2 separate regions of the Homo sapiens genome follow, and region 2 is linked to region 1. Evidence: chromatin loops called from intact Hi-C (ENCODE). Cell type or tissue: GM12878. All regions are shown on one strand.

The links. A loop is a pair of places that touch in the nucleus more often than their neighbours do. Peaks named below come from ENCODE experiments on the same cell type or tissue, not always from the same donor. Only the 100,000 strongest peaks of a DNase experiment are listed, where the experiment ranks them.
Region 2: a loop joins it to region 1, with 7 times the contacts of the local background. A loop is called at or near these places in 5 of 110 quality-filtered maps.

Annotation. Positions count from the first base shown.
Region 1 is chr17:16,284,747-16,287,246 of GRCh38, reverse strand. All of the region lies in intron 2 of PIGL (phosphatidylinositol glycan anchor biosynthesis class L), which reads right to left. Among named protein-coding and RNA genes, the nearest start is that of MIR1288, 4.0 kb to the right of the region's middle. RefSeq lists enhancers at 958-1,252, 1,301-1,350, 515-1,504. In GM12878, CTCF peaks have their summits at 40 and 1,261; DNase peaks (open chromatin) are centred at 156 and 1,126; H3K4me3 peaks cover 942 bases; H3K27ac peaks cover 1,871 bases.
Region 2 is chr17:16,414,162-16,416,661 of GRCh38, reverse strand. It overlaps TRPV2 (transient receptor potential cation channel subfamily V member 2), which reads right to left and starts at 1,091. Exons shown (of 15, transcript NM_016113.5): 1 at 829-1,091. RefSeq lists enhancers at 121-190, 1,141-1,260 and a silencer at 301-420. In GM12878, a CTCF peak has its summit at 1,537 (motif pointing right); a DNase peak (open chromatin) is centred at 1,517; H3K4me3 peaks cover 2,110 bases; H3K27ac peaks cover 1,948 bases.

The DNA of each region.
Region 1 (2,500 bases):
GACCCCCGGGCAATCGCAAGCCCTGGGGCAGACAGCAGGAGGAGCAGTGTGGGCCTGAGGCGAGAGGCTGTGAGCTGGAACCAGCCTGCGGCTTCTCGGTGCCTGCGCAGCCATGGCTGGAGAAAGGCATCTGGAGGGGTCCCCAGGGACCCACACCACCAGAGCGGGGCTCCGAGAGAATGAAATCATTGTACATTTAAGTGATCTGGACTAAGCACACACTATGTGCCAAACAGAGGGCTGAGTTTTAGGGATATAAACATGAATACAAGTCATGGTCCCTTCCCTTAGGAAGCTTAGGGCCAATGAGGCAGAGGTTCGGACTGCTGCAGGATGAGCAGTTTGCTGCGGGAAGGAGAGATGGGCAGGGGAAGAGGTGAGGAATCCAGGCAGGTTCGGGGTACCATCAGTCAGTGGCTATTGAAGCACATGAGGCACCTCATTAACATGATGGCATTGCGCGTCTGGCTCTGAGGAGAGACTACTATTTTGGAAGCTAAGAACACAACAGAAGAAGCCAACTCTTGCCAGTCTTTTAAGTGTGACTCGTAGAAGCCCGACGACTCCTTCCCTGGGGTGTATTTAGCAAACACAGTGTTAATACCTCTGGAAAAGGCCCCAAACTCGAAGTCCCGCCCTAGACCTTAATGTTCAGGAAACAAGCCAGGCTAAAAGCGTTCATTAAAATAACGTTGTGGTTTTTTCCCCCACTGGCTGAATATCCTCAAACAGTGACCTTTCCTACACATTCTAATGAGTCACACTGGCCGGCACATTTTAGTCGGGAGAGTCATGGAAACCCTTTGTGAAAATCTGTGGGGTTGTGGGTCCGTTCAGTCACCAGGTGCTGGTGAGGGAAGCCCCCCTTCTTTCCTCTCCCCAGCTAAGCAAGCCCAGGGGCCCAGGTCTTTCTCCCCCAGACCCAGCCCTGCTCAGAGCAGGAGACTTCGCAGCCTCCGCTGCTGGAACTCAAGCAGGGTTGGGTAACAGCTTATCTCTGAAAACCGAGTCCCACTTTTGCACACTGCACTCTGAACTTTAATACAGACGGAGGCGGCTCACACGCCCTTATTTGGTCTTGTGGCTTGTACAGCGCAAGCCGGAAGGTTCAGCCACCCCTCCACCCACCTCTGGCCCATCTCTAAACTCGATCATTTCCTTTGTCATCCAAAGCGAGCAAAGGTCAGTAGAGTTCAGAGCTAACCTTAAGGCTAGCCAAGGACGTGGAAGCCTAACCTGGGACTGCCAATATCGCCCCCCAAGGGCCACTGTGGGAGGCAGCAACTGTCTCCTGGTCTGAGGGCCTGGCACTAGCGTCGCTGCTCCAAATACAGGAGTGTGAAGAAATGAAGTCTAAGCTGCAGGGAGGTTGCAGCAGGGTCCAACAACTTCTGGGGGGTGTCTCTGCACCGCCAAGGACTAACCTAAGCCATACGCAGAGAAAAGAAATAGGGGAAAAGATAAGTAAGAGAAGGAAAAGGCGATCTGAGAAAAAGAAAAAGGACTGAAAAAAGAGGTATATAAAGATCAGTGCACTTTTATTAAGTATCTGCTGTGATAAGGACCTCATTTCTAAGCAGCTTAGGAGCCCAGACAGACCAAATGCCCTAAGAGAGCCTTTTCCACATACGGCTTGAAGCCCCCAAATCTAACCATAAAATGGATTTTTTTTTTTTTGGAGACAGAGCCTCACTCTGTCGCCCAGGCTGGAGAGCAGTGGCGCAACCTCTGCCGCCCGGGTTCAGGTGATTCTCCTGCTTCAGCATCCCCAGTAGCTGGGATTACAGGCACCTGCCACCGCGCCTGGCTAATTTTTGTAGTTTTAGTAGAAATGGGGTTTCACCATCTTGGCCAGGCTGGTCTTGAACTCCTGACCTCGTGATCCACCTGCCTTGGCCTCCCAAAGTGCTGGGATTACAGGCTTGAGCCACCGCGCCCGGCCTGGATTTTTCCTTTCTCATAGGATATAAAAAGGATTAGCAAGGCATGAGTGCTAGGTATTACACTGAAATCAGTTACCTGTGTTCTCCTTCCCAGAAAGATGCATTTCATATTATTGCAACAAATAAAGTACATAAAGCTTGCAAAGTCCTTGTGAGAAATCTTTCTTCAAAAATTGCCAATTTGGCCAGGTGTGGTGTCTCACCCCTGTAATCTCAGCCTTTTGGGAGGCTGAGGTGGTGGGAGGGCTGCTTGAGGCCAGGAGTTTAAGACCAGCTGGGCAACATTAGTAAGATCCTGTCTCTACAGATATATTCTTTAATTGCCAATTTGCTATCTAATGTTGTAACCACCCAGTGGGTTCACCTTGCCTGCTGCCTAGACAGAGTCGATTTATCAATACACGGGAATTGCAATAGAGAAAGAGTAATTAATTCATGCAGAGCCGGCTGTAATTAATTCATGCAGAGCCAGCTGTAATGGAGACCGGAGTATTATTATTACTCAAATCAGTCTCCCGTAGCATTCTGGAATCAGAGTTTTTAAGGACAACTTGGTA
Region 2 (2,500 bases), 130 kb before region 1:
CAGTCTGATTCAGCTCTGAAGGCATCGAATACTACCTTTGTGTGCCTCAGGGCCTCTGGGGGCTTCACGAAGGGAGGGAGGCCCCTAGCCTGTGGCCCAGGCTCTCTCCACCACGCTGCCTCAGGCCCTAGGCTGGCCTAGGAAGCTCAGCAAACAGCACAATCTCACCCTCACAGGAAAACTGAAACCACAGCCTCCATCACTTGGCAAGGGTGGGGCCTCGGTCAGGGTTGGGGAACCCTCATGGGCCCAGTGAGCAGGATCAGAAAGAAGAAGGAGTCAAAGAGTGGTAAGGAGACAGAAGGGTGGAGAAGGGGGCAGGGGGCAGGGGGCAGAGAGCAGAGAGGAGCGGCACCAGCAGAGGGAAGTGGAGAGGGTAGGCTGGGACCAGGCCCTGGGGACCCGGGTGGGGTATTTTCCCATGGAAACATGGGAGGTGGGGAGCTGCCTGGCTGCCTCAGTTTGCAGATGTGACCCACCACCCTTTCTACACACACTGGGGCAGAAGGGTGCTCTTTCCGTTTCATACCGTTTAGCCCATCTGTGTCCCCAACCAAACCCTGGCCCATTCCTCCAGCCCTAGACTCCCAAGCCCCAGCAGCAACAGTTGTCTGTCCAGCCCCCACCCCACCTCCTGGGACCCTCACCCACCCTGGCAGCAGAGGAAGGGGTGTGGAGGTCCAGGGAGAGGGTGCTGGAGCCCCACACAGACCCTGGCTCCAGGCTGTAGAAGCCAGGAGCCCACTAGGCCTTCCCCACCCCATCATTCACTGTCAGGCTTGGAGACCCGGCCCCCTCCAACGTCCCCAGCATTGCCCACCGACTTACCCCGCAGGCTGAGGCCAGGGCGTGGCGGCTGCTGGGATCCCGGAGCTTCTCAGTAGCAGGGGCTGCGGGAGGAAGTGAAGCCGGGAGGGGCTGCCGGCGCTGACAGCAGAGGAGCGGCGGAACCTCCCTCCCCAGCTCTGAGCACTAAGCTCCAGCAAGCAGGTTCTGGTCTCTCGGTCACCCTCAGCCCACCTGGCCAGCCGGCACGGTGGAGAACGGGAGCTTAACTCTCCCCTGTCAGGACAGGCTAGCCACCAGAGACTGACCATCTGGACACACCCTGCTGCGAATCAGGCTCCACCCCCACCCCTCCCCCTTCTAGCCACTAAGGTCTCAGGTGGGGGTGGGTGACACTCAGAGGCAGCCCTTGGATGCTGGGGACTTGCCACCCATGGAAGCTGCCATGGATGGGGGATTCTTCCCCAAGTCCACTGACAGCTATCTCCTCCCCTTCTCCACCACATGCCTTCCAAGCAGCCGTGTGGCCCATAAATGGGCCTGAGTTGACCCATGGCAGGGGAGAAAGCTGATGTGGACAGCCCCCAGGGAGAGGCTCAGCCCAGCAGATGCCCCTGGGAACACAGTCCCACCCACCCATCCACCCAGCAGTTGGGGGACTTTCCCACCTCCCAGGACCTTCTCCCAGCCTCCTGACCCCAGGACTCTGATGGCTAAAGTTCCCCTAAAGGTGCTCCAAGCACCAGCCAGCAGGTGGAGACAAGGAGGTGGGCACGCACTGCTAAAATCAGACCTCACCACCAACGGGGCCCTGGTCTGGACTCAGTCTTGGAGCTTGGGGACCCAACCACCACCGAAGTAGCCCTAGGAATCTCTCTCCCTCACTCCCAAAACCTGGCATCAGCTCTTCCTCCAAAATTTGTCTTTCTGAGTGGTCCAAGCCACTATCACTGCTCCCCTGGGCAACTGCAGCCACCTCCAAACTGGTCTCCCTGCTTCATTCTTGCCCCACACTCATAATCCATTTCTCCTTATAGCAACTGAAGTGACCTTTTAAAAATGGGAACCAGGGCCGGGCGCAGTGGCTCACACCTGTAATCCCAGCACTTTGGGAGGCCGAGGTGCATGGATCACTTGAGGTCAGGAGTTCAAGACCAGCCTGGCTAACATGGCAAAACCCCATCTCTACTAAAAATACAAATATTAGCTGGATATGGTGGTGGGCACCTGTAATCTCAGCTACTTGGGAGGCTGACGCAGGAGAATCGCTTGAACCTGGGAGGCGGAAGTTGCAGTGAGCTGAGATTGTGCCACTGCACACCAGCCTGGACAACAGAGCGAGACTCTGTGTCAAAAAAGAAAAAAAAAGAAAACCAGGTCACCTAACGCCTTGACTTAATCACAAAACCTCACCCATGGTGCTTGGAATAAAATGCAAACTCCATACCATGAGCCCTCAAAGTCCAGATGCCCTTCTCCATCGCTATCCGTCACTCATGGCAACCCTGTCATGCACATTACACTCTAGGCCTGCGCCATCCAATAAGATAGTCACTAGCCACAATGACTGTTTAGATTTAAATCAATTATAATAGGCCTCACGCTTGTAATCCCAGCACTTTGGGAAGCTGAGGTGGGTGGATCACCTGAGGTCAGGAGTTCCAGACCTGCCTGACCAACATAGTGAAACCCCATCTCTACTAAAAATACAAAA